Linked DNA regions of Homo sapiens: region 2 is linked to region 1. Evidence: chromatin loops called from intact Hi-C (ENCODE). Cell type or tissue: tibial artery. All regions are shown on one strand.

What was found. Peaks named below come from ENCODE experiments on the same cell type or tissue, not always from the same donor. Only the 100,000 strongest peaks of a DNase experiment are listed, where the experiment ranks them.
Region 2: a loop joins it to region 1, with 34 times the contacts of the local background. A loop is called at or near these places in 2 of 110 quality-filtered maps.

What each region holds. Positions count from the first base shown.
Region 1 is chr1:226,904,549-226,912,548 of GRCh38, forward strand. It overlaps LOC107985354 (a long non-coding RNA gene), which reads left to right and starts at 6,114. Exons shown (of 3, transcript XR_001738506.2): 1 at 6,114-6,209. In tibial artery, no CTCF peak of the experiment used is centred here; no DNase peak of the experiment used is centred here.
Region 2 is chr1:227,039,217-227,047,216 of GRCh38, forward strand. CDC42BPA (CDC42 binding protein kinase alpha) reads right to left here. Exons shown (of 37, transcript NM_001394014.1): 24 at 915-1,020. Among named protein-coding and RNA genes, the nearest start is that of COQ8A, 100 kb to the left of the region's middle. In tibial artery, no CTCF peak of the experiment used is centred here; no DNase peak of the experiment used is centred here.

The DNA.
Region 1 (8,000 bases):
CTGCTTAGCGACCACCAGGATGAAAGCCGCAGGCAAAGCGTGTATGACAGAGAAGGAAACCACAAGTAGCTGCCCCAGCCACCCCTGGACTTCTTTTCTGTTTGTTTGTTTGTTTGTTTTGAAATGGAGTCTCACTCTGTCACCCAGGCTGGAGTGTAGTGGTGCCATCTTGGCTCACTGCAACCTCTGCCTCCTGGGTTCAAGCGATTATCCTGCCTCAGCCTCCCGAGTAGCTGGGACTACAGGCACAAGCCATCATGCCCTGCTAATTTTTGTATTTTTAGAGAGATGGGGTTTCACCATGTTGGCCAGGCTGGTCTGGAACTCCTGACCTCAAGTGATTCACCCACCTAGGTCTCCTAAAAGTGCTGGGATTACAGGCTTGAGCCACCGTGCCTGGCCTGGTCTTCTTTTATGTTATTAATAGAAACCCCTATCTGGTTAAACTATTATAGTTGGGTTTCTAGTACGTGCAGCCACATGCAAGCCTGACCTACCTTTCAGTCAGACATCTCTGCTCACTTGGTATCTCTTCCACTTAGGTGTCTCAAAACACTGTTCTTCTCTCCCACCAACACCCCAAATCTGCTCCTCCAGTGTTTAACACCCCCAAAAAGCTTGTCTAAGTAGTTTCTCCAGAATTCTTCTTAGAAAGGGAGCTACTGCTGGGCGCAGTGGCTCACGCCTGTAATCCCAGCACTTTGGGAGGCCAAGGTGGATGGATCACCTGAGGTCAGGAGTTCGAGACCAGCCTGGTCAACATGGTGAAACCCTGTCTCTACTAAAAATACAAAAATTAGCCGGGCATGGTGGCACATGCCTGTAATCCCAGCTACTAGGGAGGCTGAGGCAGGAGAATCGCTTGAACCCGGGAGGTGGAGGTTGCAGTGAGCTGAGATCACACCATTGCACTCCAGCCTGGGTGACAATAATGAAACTCCATCTCAAAAAAAAAAAAAGCTGTATTTATTTAAGAAAACATCTTGATGAGAAGCATCAAGTAAAAGGTGAAGCCCTAAGGGCATGTATCAGAAAATTAAATGAATAGATACACTGCTTTGTATTGGAACAAGATTTTGAGGCTAGGGGATGTAAGGAGAAGAAAGTGTTTCTTGTAGCTGGATATTGCAATAATTTCACATCTGTTTCCAGGTAAATAAGCTGGGAGCAGAATTCATCCCTTTTCTCTTGTAGCAATGCAGCCATTCGTTCCTCATTGCATTCCTCATTATCTTGGGATGCATCTTAAGCAATGGCAACAGAGTTCTCCAAAGCTTCATCCTTGGTGGGAATAGCGTCTCCATCCCTGAGTCACAGGTGGTGGTTTTCTCAGACACTGCATCATCACAAACCATGAACTTTCACCCCTGCATGGGACGGTGATCACTCACCCCCTCCCACAAAAGGACATGGTGCCATAGTCACTTACATATTCCTTCTGAGGGTATGTTCTGTGCATCCCCACTGCTGGTACCAAATCTGCCTGCCTTCATTGGATTAGAAGGAGCAGAAAGCCACTTAGACTGCCTTAGGGAAACACAAGATTATTACGCACCTGTTAAATATATTTTTCTATTTATAACTCTCGCTTTTTAAAAGGGTCCTGTTTGGTGGCTTTTCTTCTACTAAGCACAGGGTCTGGTTAAGCAAGGGGAGCTGAATGTCTCTGTATGATAATACTTGGGGAGGGATTTGGCCTCCACTTGATATAGAAGGAAAAGGAGCCAATAGGAGGCAGGTGGCCACATACTATGATGTAACCTCGCCCCCAAGAGCCCCCAGAACCTTTGATCAGGTCAGTCCAACTCTGAAATAGTGACTATTCACAGAGAACTCACAGAGTCAGGGATGTGGATTTGATTCTTACTCATCCATCTTGCTCACCATTCCCTGTGCCTTGAAATCTGAATATTTGAGTCTTTATTCAGATCTTGGAAATTTTCTCCCCTTATTTATTTTCTCTGTTTTCTCTTTTTGAGATTCCCTCAAGACTGGTGTCAGATCTCAGAACTTGTTTTTTAGTGTCTCTTCAGTGTTGTCTCCTACTCTCCATCCCTTTGTCTTTTCCCTGCTCTGTATGCTAGGATTTTTCTTCTAGCCTTTTTAGATTTTATTTTTTGACAATCTTGTTTGTTTTTTTTTTAATTTCCAAAAACTCATGATCTTTACTTGCTCCTCTCTCATAGCTGTTATTTTTGATGGAGGCAATATCTTCTCAGCTCTTACTGAGAAACGAGTAATTCTTGAAAGGTTTTCTATTTGATTAATTGTCTCAGTTTTCTTTAGCCTTTTTGTTTATCTGTTCATCTTAGGTCCTTTTATTTCTTATATAACTCTTTGAAAATGGCTGATGATCCTTGCTTGACTGTTCACATTTATGAATGAAGAACTAGACTAGGTGTCTGGAGTTACTTTCCTTGGCAGATGTCAGTCTGGTGGTGGGTTAAAGTATTATCCAGTAAATATTCATTCCCTTGCCTGCTGGCCTCATGAGGGAAGCCTGATCCCAGGCCATGTCCTCTCACCCCTCTTCGGTGTTCTCTGTGGTGCATGGGAACTGCCTGCACTCAGTTCCTGTTCAGCTCTGCTGCTGGGGGACCAAATTGAAACAGGACATGCCCCAGTTTAGCCAATGTCACCCTCTACTAATTACCATCTCATTCAGCTAAGAAAATGTATCTTCCGGCCAGGTGCAGTGGCTCATGCCTGTAATCCCAGCACTTTAGAAGGCCGAGGCGGACGGATCACCTGAGCTCAGGAGTTTGAGACCAGCCTGGCCAACATGGTGAAACCCCATCTCTACTGAAAATACAAAAATTAGCTGTGGCCAGGCACGGTGGCTCATGCCGATAATCCCAACACTTTGGGAAGCCAAGGTGGTGGATCACAAGGTCAGGAGATTGGGACCATCCCGGTCAACATGGTGAAACCCCATCTGTACTAAAAATACAAAAATTAGCTGGGTGTGGTGGTGTGCTTCTGTAGTCCCAGCTACTCAGGAGGCTGAGGCAGGAGAATTGCTGGAACCTGGGAGGCAGAGGTTGCAGCAAGCTGAGATTGCACCACTGCACTCCTGGCAACAGAGCGAGACTCTCAAAAAAAAAAAATTAGTCGGGCATGGTGATGGACACCTGTAATCCCAGCTACTTGGGAAGCTGAGGCAGGAAAATCACTTGAACCCAGGGAGTGGAGGTTGCAGTGAGCAGAGATGGCGCCACTGCACTCAGGCCAGGGAGACAACATGAGACTCTGTCTCAAAAAAAAGAAAATGTATCTTTCTAAAGTATGTGTGTGTGTGCGTGCGTGCGTGTGTGTGATAGTCCCTTATAGTGACAGTTTCCTAGCAAAACAAAAGAGAAACATAATAAAATGTGTGGGAATTTGGTGTCTAGAAAGCTAAGTTATATTCTGCTATCAATAGCCATAACCATCTGGTCAGTTCACTTCTGTGGGCCTGTTTCTCATATTTATAAAGTGAAGGGTTTAAAACACATTCATGATTCCCAAACTAGGGATTTGGAGAGTAGTAAAGATTATCCAAATAGTCTTATAATAGTTTTTAAGAGCTATGACAAGGCCACTCAAGCTATTAGCTGATTACTGCAGGGAATGGAGGAGTGGAGCAGAATATGGTGCCGGGCAAAGAACACAGAACTCTTGGCATGTGGAAGGTGGGCCCTGGAGCACCTGCTGAGCTCCCCGCTCAGCCCCAGCTATAGGACCTTCAGCCGACTGTCCCAGGCTCAGCACCATGTGCCTTGAGGGTAGGGCAGAGGGGCTTAGGGGGCTCAGCCAGCAGTCACCACAGATGTAATCTTCCAGGGATATGCTCTGAGCTTGGGAGGAAATTCACTTCTTCATGCCGGGGAACGTATGACCCACTTTGGTGTATTCCAGGCAATGTGGAGATACAGAAATGAAAAGACTCAGTTCTCAAGGGGCTTGAAGTCTGATTCGCTGAAATAATTTTTAGTTTCCAGAACCACAAGACAGACCCAAGAGGGCTGTGTTGGCAAAACAAATGGCAGAGTGGAGCTGGCCAGAGGCATCTGTGCGTGGCGACTCCAAGAGAGCACCCGACTCCAGATGGCGACACTGCAGGATGGAGCGGGGCATGCCTGCAGACAGGTGTCAGGTGCGAAAAACAGAACAACCGGACGCTTCTGGCTGCAAGGACCTGAAGCCTTAGGGGGTGATATTGGTTAAACTGAGGTAGGCCTTGTGTTAATAGGGTCTCCACCTGACTTTGTCAGTTTATTTTCTCACTGACAAGAAGTGGAGTAGGGTGGCTCTGGGTTTGATTTATCCAGCAGTTCAATTCCATCTTTGATTTTTTTTTTTCCATTCTTTCCATTTTCCTCTCTGGCATTCTTTCCTCTCCCGCATTCTCACTTACATAAAGCCAAGTGCAGGGGGAGAGAGAGGAGAGAGACTCTTCCTGTGTCATTTTTTTAAGGTCAATGAAAACCATTCTTAGGAGCCCCTGGGCAGATTTCTCCCTGAATCTCATTGGCCAGAACTGTGTCACATCCCCATGCCTAAGCCAATCACTGGCAATGGGTGTGGGATAGTTGTGGCCAGCCTGGACCCATCAGAATGTAACCCTGAGTCTCAAGGGGGAGAGTGGATGCCAGAATGAAATCAGAGTTCCATCCACTTTCCATTAGAAAGAAAAGAATGGGAGAGGAGCAGAGAAGGCTCCAGACAGACAACTAACAGTGTTTGATACAATAACTTTCTTATGTTTCTGTAACTTAAGGTCCATTTTGTCTATTGCTAGCATATATAAGCTTAATGCCTGCTAGATTCTGTTGTTTACACTGTCCTCTTCTCCCTGGAGTAGTACCGAGGGTGAGGGAGCCTGTGGCCTCTGTAATATCAGGACATAGAGGATAGGGTTGCCGGGGGGCACATGTGGTCCCTTGATTGCCACGTTTCTATTTTGGTTTCTTTTCTTTAAAAGAAAACTTCTTTTATTTTATAGATAAGGTCTCATTCTCTCACCCAGGGTGGAGTGCAGTGGCGTGATCTCGGCCTACTGCAGCCTTGGCCTCCCAGGCTCAAGCAATCCTTCCACCTTAGCCTCTTGAGTAGCTGGAACTACAGGTGCACACCACCGTGCCAGGCTAATTTTTTATTTTTATTTTTTGTAGAGACGGGGTCTTGCTGTATTGCCCAGGCTAGATTTGAACTCCTGGCCTGAAGTAATCCTCCCACCTTGGCCTCCCAAAGTTCTGGGACTACAGGTATGAGCCACCATGCCCAGCCCTAAAAAAATTGTTGATTGTGGTAAACACATAGCATAAAATTTACCATTGTAACCATTTTTAAGTGTACAGATAATAGTGTTAAGTATATTCATATTGTTGTGAAACAGATCTCCAGAACTTTTTCATCTTGTAATATGAAATCCTACACCCATTGAACAACTTCCCATTCTCCCCTGCAACCCCCACAAGCCCCTGGCAACCACAATTCTATTTTCTCTTTCTATTAGTTTGACTACTCTAGATACCTCATGTAAGTGGAATCATACAGTATTTGTCTTTTTGTGACTGGCCCTATTTCACTTAGCATAATGCATAATGTCCTCAAGCTTCACGCATGTTGTAGCATGTGACAGGACTTCCTTCGTTTTTAAGGCGGAACAATATTCCATTGTATGTTTATACCATATTTTGTTCATCTAATCCTCCATCAGTGGACATTTGGGTTGCTTGTACCTCTTGGCTATTGTGGATAATGCTGTTCTAAACATGGGTGAGCTAATATCTTTGAGATCCTGCTTTCAATTTAGATGTATGAGATTTCTGGGTCATAAGATTTAATTTTTTGAGAAACCACCATGCTGTTTCTTTACAGTGGCTACGTCATCTTACCTTCCCCCCAACAGTGTACAAGGATTCCAATTTCCCCACATCCTTGCCAACATTTGTTATTTTCTGGTTTTTTTTGATAGTGGCAATCCTAATAGGTGTGAGGTGGTATCTCATTGTGGTTTCATGAGGTTTAAGTTGAGCATCTTTTCATATGCTTTTAGACCATTCGTATATATCTTCTTTGGAGAAATGTGTGGTGCAATCTTGGTTCACTGCAACTTCCACCTCCTGAGTTCCAGCAATTCTCCAGTCTCAGCCTCTCGAGTAGCTGGGATTACAGGCATGTGCCACCATGCCTGGCCATCTTCGCTCTTGAGCACCTGTGTCATGGTAGGTCAAGGACCCCTGACAGTCAGGGTCCCAGGCAGGAGGGGGCACATCCCTTCTATTATCTTGGATTCTACCACCCCCTTAGAGGGAGACTACAGACCCCCGGACTCTTCCCAGAGACCCATTGCCAGCACTTCATTCTGTTGATCTCCTCTTGCACTTCTGCCTCCCCCAGCCTGGAAAGAGTTTTAAACATCTTGTCCCTGGCAAGGAAACCCTGGCTCAGCCAGTATTCTTACCTAATTTTTCTGCCTCGTGTCCAAAGTGCAGCTGTATTAAATGTATTAAATAAAAGGAAAAACTTGGGCCAGAAGCGGTGGCTCATGGCCAGCACTTTAGGAGGCCAAGGTAGGTGGATCATCTGAGGTCAGGAGTTCGAGACCAGCCTGGCCAACATGGTGAAATGCCGTCTGTACTAAAAATACAAAAATTAGCCAGGTGTGGTGGTGTGCACCTGTAATCCCAGCTACTCAGGAGGCTGAGGCTGGAGAATTGCTTGAACCCGGGAGGCAGAGGTTGCAGTGAGCTGAGATCATGCCACTGCACTCCAGCCTGGGTAACAGATGGAGACTCCGTCTCAAAAAAAGAAAAAAAAAGAAAAAGTTGGAGGGCTTTACCATTTCTGCTGGGAAGTCTGGAGCAAAGGCCACTGGCAGTGCCACTCAGCTTGAACATAGTGAGGGTGGGTGGGAGGGCAGGAATACAGTGTTCCTTCACCAGGTTGCAGGTGGGCATCGACCTCTTGGTGGTCTGGCGCAGCCTCCCTGCCTGGGGCCGTCTGCCTTGGGCTCGTCACTGCCCAAGGATCAGATGAGCTGCTGGAGGAGGACCCTGAGCCAGAGTTAGTTCTTAGCTTAAACTCTACAGCCGTGCTTCTCAAAGTGTGGTCCTGGGGGCCCATGAAGTCAAAACTATTTTGTAATAAAACTACATTACCTTACCATTCTCCTTCTATTACAAGTGTACACAGGAGTTGTCCAGAAGCTGCATGATACGATATGTGATATCACAAGGGATTGACTCCAAAAGCAGGTCGGAGAATCCAGCTGTCTTCTTCTTCTTCTTCTTTTTTTTTTTTTTGTGGAGACAGAGTTTTGCTCTATTGCCCAGGCTGGAGTGCAGTGGTGCGATCTCAGCTCACTGCAACTTCTGCCTCCTGGGTTCAAGCAATTCTCCTGCCTCAGCCACCAGAGTAGCTGGAATTACAGGCACGCGCCACCACACCTGGCTAATTGTGTAGTTTTAGTAGAGATGGGGTTTCACCATGTTGGTCAGGCTGGTCTTGAACTCCTGACTTCAGGTGATCTGCCAGCCTTGGCCTCCCAAAGTGGTGGGATTACCGATGTGAGCCACCGTGCCCGACCTCACCTCCTGGGTTTTCAGCAATTCTCTCTGCCTCAGCCTCCCAAGTAGCTAGGATTACAGGTGCCCGCCACCATGCCTGGCTAATTTTTGTGTTTTTAATAGAGACGGGGTTTTGCCATGTTGGCCAGGCTGGTCTTGAACTTCTGACCTCAGGTGATCCACCCACCTGGGCCTCCCAAAGTGCTGGGATTACAGGCGTGAGCCACTGTGCCTGGCCGAATCCAGCTCTCTTCTATTAAGATATTCTTTTTATTCTAGTAAAGAGAATTGCAAAAATGTAAACAAATGCCAGTCTTCATGAAAGGTTTTTGGTTTGTAAAAATATAGCTATTTTCAAAAAACTTATTTATGTTAAAATGAAATGTTTATTTTTGTTATTTTTTAAAAAGTTGATACATAAATAAAATTCTCAGTTGTAATTTCTCA
Region 2 (8,000 bases), 130 kb after region 1:
ACTGACATGGTTACATTCTCAGGACCCTCTGTTCTTCAGGGATGGACTAAATGGGTGGTATAATTGCTTACAAAGTTGTCTTGAACTTAATGGAGCTTATGCTAAAAAAAAAGTTTATATTGTTTATTTTTATTTTTAAATTCTACTTTTCCACAAGCTTTTTGAAGTCCCCTCATATAAGGTAGTGTTGTAATGACAAATTTCATTTGATTTTTTAAAAAAGTATTCTTCTGAAACATTTAAAAAAATATATGTTCCATTATAATTTAAACCATTTTCACTTCAGAGGTCCTAGGAAAAATAAAGGAATACCCAAACAAATATACTTTCTTTTCTGTTCACATGACCCCTGACCCTCTCTCCTTCATCACTCAGAATGTGCGCTCTATGAGGGTAGGATCTATGCCTTTCCCCTATCCACTATTATGTCCCCAGTGCCTAGAAGTACAGTGGGTGTTCCATAAACATGTGATGAATAAATCATGGATGTTAGGGGAAAAAAAAAAACCTCTGCTATTAATACAGGAATAAAATATCTTTCAGACATAGTGGCAGACATTTAATATTTCTGAAAAGGTTCCCACACTGTCTACTTTTTAATAACAATTTCTCTAATAAATTAAACAAGGTTAAAATTCAATGAATTTTCTTCTGTCAGGTTAATGTTTTTTGGCAGGGACTACAAATTTAATAACAAAACAAAGACAAATGAACCATATTTAAATATATTGCCCCTGAAAAATATGTCTAGTTTCTCGAACATTCAACAGACAACACAGATTATTTCCATTCCTGTTATGCAAAAAAGCAAATGATTAAGTAAAACAAACATTTATACACCTTTGAAAGAGAATCAACTTATTTGATTACAATTTAGATAGTGAAGTCACATTTTCTTTCCTTTGTGTTCTTACCTTCACATGAACAGCCCTGTCTTATTAAACCCACCATCAAGGAGGTACACTGATGACACTTGGTAGGAGTAGTAAAAGATTTTACAAAAAACTGGTGAGTCTTGCGCTGCAAAACAAATTGATAAAAAAACACACAGATTGTTTAAAAGATTTCCATAATGTGAGTCCTTATGCCCCATACCACTTTCTAGAATGTTTTCTAAATAGGAATAGAATGAATTATTTCCATTTCTCATTACATCTTCTTATAGTTTATGGTCTTTAAACATTTTTATTAGGTAATTTGAACTGGACTAAGCTAAAATAATTAAGAAGTTAAATGATAATTGCTCTTCAATGCCATTTTAAAAGTATATAAAATAAACAATAGCTTTTTTGGGGGGCTCATAAATCTTAGCTTCAGAATTTTAATAAATTATCCAAATTATTGTTCAGCAAATAGTTAAGTAAAATATTGCATATTTATACTGATACAAATATAGGATTTTAATATGCTTTATACCTTCTTAGGAAAAAGAGTTATTTAAAATTATTGTTTCTACTGTAAATCATGCATTTCTCTTTCTGGGACCAAGGACAAATAATATGCTTCACGAATCAGTTTCCTCCTATGGAAAGAGGCAGTATAACACTTGAGCAGATAAGAATACACAAATATTATTCCAGAGACAGATGGCAGATTGAAATTTCTTATTGAATACACCATAGTTAAAGGTATCTTAGTCTTACCTGATTTACATGGTGGTAAGCAAATGTAGATTTTATCTCTTTGGAATATTCCTTTGTTTTCCAAATTAATTCTCTTAGCATGTTTTAACAATAAATGATGTATAATAAATAACCTTTCATTCTGTTGTGTGAACTTAGGAAAAAATTACTAAATTCCTCTCTGTCTCACTTTCCTTATCTACAAAACAGGATAAATAATAGTATCTACCTAACGGAGTGGTTAAATGAGTATTAATATAAACAAAGCCTTTCAAACAGTACCTGGTACATACTAAGTACTCAAAAAAAAATAATTTCAACTCTTATTTTAGATTTGTGGGTACACGTGCAGGTTTGTTACCTGAGTATATTATATGATGCTGAAGTTTAGGGCATGACCGATCCATATTACCCAGGTACTGAGCACAGTACCCAATTTTTTAGCCCTGGCACCCCTCCCTCCTTCCCCTTCTCTAGTAGTCCCCAGAGTCTTTTGTTGCCATCTTTATGTCCATGGGTACCCAATGTTATTTGAATTTTGCTATTTTTTTCTCTTGTAAATGTGTGATTGATTTAAACTACTAAGAACTCTACTCCATATTCTAATAAATTATGAATACTGATTTTAAAAGGTTATCAAGTAGCATTTATTTCAGTAGACACTAACATATGAACAAAAAACTAAAGGGAATATTTGAAGCTTTAAAATTCAAGTTAAAAATAAATCTTGTTCTTTTCAACTGGGATATATGATTTGTACACTACAAAAGAAATTAAAAAAATAGAAGTAGATTATCTTTTTACATAGAAAAACCTGACTACCAGCATTAGTCAGAGAATGGGGTGAGAGTCTCAAATTTAGAGTGGTCATGAGCTCTGGTCCAACCTCAAAGCATTGTGTTCTAGAAGTTCCTCACGATCTTTTGGTCAGTTTCAAAGCAGCACTAGGATTTGACTCTAAGTAGAACACAGTCTATCTTATTACTAACTCTGCAACTGCTCCTATAGCTTCTGAGTCCCAGTCAGGGTACAGACACTGTACCAGTACTTTACATAATTCATCTTATTTCATGCAAATAACCACCTTGGAAAGATAGATATTATTTCCTTATATGAAGGAATCTATTAAAATCATAAAATTTTGCTCTTTCTCCTGTATACTACTTTTTAATTTTTGGCTCTTTGAGAAACTATTATGAGTAAATTTTCTAGTGCTAACTTTTTCAATTGTTCAAAATGCATTAATGCAAAAGACGTGAAGTTATTTTACTGGTTAGTCCTAGAGGCTTTGAATACAAAGAAGGAAAAATTAATCAACTGCTCTAAGTAGGTTCATGTTTTTCTTCTTCTAAACAGTAACAAGACATACCTGAAACAGTAGCAATGAAACAACTCTAGGGTTGACAAATTTATTAGTAATTCTCCATAATACCTCCCGAATTGCACATATACATATATGATATATATATATATATATCATACACTTCCTCTCCAGCAAGAGATCTATTCAGGATGTCACAATTCTGAGTATGACAGCAGGGAAAAATATAACAACCCAGTGTTTTGGCTGAGCATTAATTTTAGGTAATAAATCATCCAACTGGTAGGTGCTGGTTAAATTATAGGAGAGGTTGTGTAATCCACTACTAAAGATTAACGGGTTTATATTTCACTAATCTCCACTAAGGATAGTATAACATAACATAATTAAAGATCGTTATTCTGAGGCCATCAATCTTTAGGTAATACACAATAGGATTTTGTTTTTGTTTTGGTGTGAAAATGTATAAAGAAAGACACAGGAATGATCGATCTTAGAGTCTAGATTCCTTGGCTTCTAATATCCCTGTTTCCTGCCTCCTGGTCAATATTTGATATCTAATACTTCCCTTTGTGGACAGCTGGAAGAAGAGAAAAAAATGAAAAGAAAAAAATCTAGTAAGAAAGGTATTAAAGTATGGACTAAAATTAGAATTTTAGATTATGTGATCATTTGGAGTAGAAAGAATTAACCATAACCTCAAATTTCAAAGTGGTGATTAGAAAGAGTTCTTTTCTACTCTGATTTTTTCTGTGTTGTAGATTTTAAGCTACACATTGGAGAAAGTAAAATGTTTTTAATAGAAGATGTAAGAGCCAAGTAGAACCAAGTACAACTCTTGGTGAAAGCTTAAAAATTTACTGTAGATAATTAAACTTTTACCACTAATAAATGACAAGTCAAAGAGTATCTCACACAACCCTTTCTTTTTTACAAAAAATTTTAAAATGTTTTAAAGAAATTAAATTTTCTGGCCAGGCACGGTACCTTATGCCCGTAATCCCAAGCACTTTGGGAGGCCAAGGAGGGCGGATCACGAGGTCCAGAGATCGAGACCATCCCAGCCAACATGGTGAAACCCCGTCTCTATTAAAAATACAAAAATTAGCTGGGCATGGTGGCATGCGCCTATAGTCCCAGCTACTCGGGAGGCTGAGGCAGGAGAACTGCTTAAACCTGGTAGGCAGAGGCTGCAGCGAGCTGAGATCACGCCACTGCACTCCGGCCTGGCGACAAAACGAGACTTCGTCTCAAAAAAAAAAAAAAAAAAATTTAATTTTCTTTTTAAAAATATTTTTTCTTCCCTTTTAAAATTTCTATTTTGAGATAATTATAGATTCACTTCTCTATCTTTTAAAAAACATGAAATAAATTTTATTTCTTGGGGAGAAATATTAGGTGCAACAAACTAAGTTAATATTTAATTCATAAAATAATATCAGCTTGATAGAAGCCTCACTCTAGTTTTATTTTGTCTTATTTTGCCTTTTCATCCTTGATGATCCAATACCTTGGACATGTATATATCTTTATAAATTAGATAGTCTGAGTATGTGTTTTTAATTTATATAAATGTGTTTCTGTTATATATCAATTACATTTTAGGAATCTTTCCCCTATTTCCAACTCCCTACTGCCATAAAAAATACAGTAATAAACATCTTCATCATGTTGCCTAATGAATCTGTATGGAGGTTTTTGTAAAGGAAAGAGATTTTTCTGATGAAATGAGATTGCTGAGTCATACAGCTTACGTATGACTCTACACTGTCTAGGTTCTCTCCAGAATGGCTGTACCCGTTTATACTTCCAGTATCCACGTGTGAAGCTGCCTGTTTCTCCACATCCATGACGTCATCTTACTTAATTTTATCTTGATTTTGAATAGAAAGTGATAGTAATTCTAAAATTAAATTTTAAAAATTTCTCCAATGATTAATGAAGTTGGACATTTCTTCACATGCTTGTTGACCATCAGGATTTCGTCTTCTGGGAATTATTTATATCACTTGCCAATCTTTCAATGGGATTTCTAGTCTTTTTCATATGGAGTTGCAGGAGTTTCTTATGTATTTTAGAAATAAGCCTCTTATTAGTGGTAAACATTGCAGATATCTTCCACTAGTCTGTCATCATCTGTTAACAATGCTTTCACTGTAAAAGCATTTTTAATTTTGATATAAAGCCCACGAATATTTTCACCTTATGCTTGTGATTTGAGATCTTATATTTATTCCCAGTCACAAAAAATTTTTCTACATTTTCTGTTTTAAATTTTTAAAATCAAATTAATACATACACATGGTTGAAAAAGTAAAATGGTATTACAATGCTTATGACAAAATCAGAAGTATTCCTCCTACTTCCTACAGGCAATTTCATTTAACTCTCCTTTTTTAAAAGCTATTTCCCTCCTTCTGTAATAGGTATCTATATGGGCGGGGCAGAGCTGGGGTGGAAAGCCTATACTACAGTTTTTTGATTTGAGACGTTATCTGTTCACTTCCTGCTATGGTAGAGAAGGATATGGCCCTTTTACACTATCTACTCCCTTTTTTCATTTTTCCCAATATTGTTATAGTAGTTTTAGCTTAAAATTTATATGTAATGTCTAAGTTATTATGACTAGAGAATCATTATTCACTAATAAGAAGTACACTATGGTTATCATCTTACTTGTATAACCTCATGATTTTTCTAAAATTAATAGTTCCCCTCCCACCCTCGACTTTTACCTTTCTGTATCTCTATCACTAAATCTTCCAGACTCTTCTAAGGAACTGTAAAATCCCCTGGAATCTATTTACCACATGGTCAAACACACTGGAAGCCTTTCAGCCCCCTTACCCCTTTCTATTGACCTGAAGACAACCCTGCTGAAGCCCTCTGGTTTCCTATTCCAGTCTTTCTCTTAACCGGTCTGTGTACAATTCCTTCTTCTATAGACCTCATGTCTCTCTTTCCTTGTCCCCTTCCTTGTTCTGGTAGAACTAATTAAGTTTCCTTAGAAAGTAGCACATGGGTGATAAAAATTTCTTTGAGATCTGGAATTTCTCAAAATGCAATTTTTTCCCCCCTGCAACTCGATGGGACATTTGACAGGGAATCAAAAATTCTAGCTTGAAATCATTTTACCTTCTAACTATTCTTTTCATTTTGCCTTGGGTAAGTATGTCATTTCAATTCCTGAATATGTGGATGTGATCTTTTTTAAATCTCCTTAAAGGTTTAAAAAGTTCTATCTTTGGTATCTTGAAAACTCACACAATGATGTGACTGGGGACAGGTATTTGTCATCCACTAGTGCTAGTAGGCACTGATGGAACTGTGCAATCTGGAAACATGTCTTTTAGTTACAGGAAAAAGTCTTTTACTTACTTGATAATTTCCTTCCTTTTCTTTTTTCTGTCTTCCCTTTCAGGAACTTCTACTTGTTGGATATGGATTTCTCATATTTTCTTTTCCTAATTTCTACCTGATTTTTTGCAATATTTTCTAAGAGAATTCTCAAATTTATCTTGTGACTCATCTACTGAATTTAAAAAATATTTATCATATTTTCTTTAACTTGAGACTTCTTGTTCTCATATTGCTCTGTTTCTTTCTGCTTTTTGCATTGTCCCTTTTTCCTTCAACAAAAACAGGAAATATTTATCTTTTTCTTTGAGACAGGGTCTCACCATGTCACTGAGGCTGGAGTTTAGTGGTGCGATCTCAGCTCACTGCAGCCTTGACCTCCCAGGCTCAAGTGATCCTCCCTCCTCAACCCCCAAGTAGCTGGCACTATAGGTGCACATCACCACGCCTGGCTAATTTTTGTATTTTTCATATAGACAGGGTTTTGCCATGCTGCCCAGGTAGGTCTCGAACTCCTGGGCTCAAGCAATCAGCCCGCCTAAGCCTCCCAAAATGCTGGCATTACAGGTGTGAGCCACCACGTATCCCTGATCTTTTTCCTTTGTTAGATAATTTTGAAATGTCTACTGACTGTTGGGAATCTTAACATTTTTAAGAGTCAGTAAAAAAGCTAAAGAGATTTTGTGTCTATCTATGTGTCCACATGAGAGCAAACATATGATGTGCTTGTTAAGAAAGGACCTAGCCATCTCATTAGGGAGCCCCAAATGACATTATCGATAGGTCTTTTCTGGGCCATTCAGTGGACCCGAGGATCCACTGATATCCTCTCCAAGCAGAGTGGGGAGGAGGAGGCTACAGTCCCAAGAGTCAGTATTCTGGGAGCTAAGCAGAGGAAAGGATTTGAAGTCTCGCCATTCAGTACATGGACTTTTGCCAAATCTCAACTATTTGTGGTTTTGCACTTCTTTCTCTCACCAACCAGTGAGCCTGGTTGGTGCCCTTAAATTTGTGATCTCTTTGGTTTAATTACTTCACAAAATTAACGTATTGCTGAGTTGGGGTAGTTGTCTGGTTTTCAGAACTGGTATAACACTTTATGTGGACTTTGAATCAATTCTCTAATTTACTCTAGACTCCTGCTTCACTCTTGCCTCTCAAAGTACTTGGTGTCTTATCATTTTGGTTGTCTGAAGCTTGTTCTCTAGCACATTGCTTGAGAAGGGGTATGGGAACAGTATTTCCTGAGCTCTTGCATGTTCTTAATAGTTTTCTGTGGCCTTCATTTTTGGAGTATGCTTTACTATCCTTAAAATATTAAATCCTTAAAAATCTTTCACTTGTACTTTCCTTGGGTATCTTAAATGTGTTATTTCACTGCTGTTGTTTTTAGCATACTGTTACTATGAAAAAATCTGATGATAATCTCATTTTCTTTCCCCTTTAAGTGACATATTTTTTGCCTGAATGCCCAATATTTTTCCTTTTATTTATAAACCTTTAGTTTACTAGAGTGTTTTCTTTTGGTTGGGTTGTCATATATCTTAACTTTCCTGTTTTTCATCTTATCTTCCCTCCTACTAACTTGTTTTTCTGTGATATCCATTTTACCCCTTCTACTATTAAAGTCATCTATTTAGTTATTTCAGCAGTTATGTTTTCATGTCAAGTATTCCCAATTTATTTTTCTTCCTAACTAC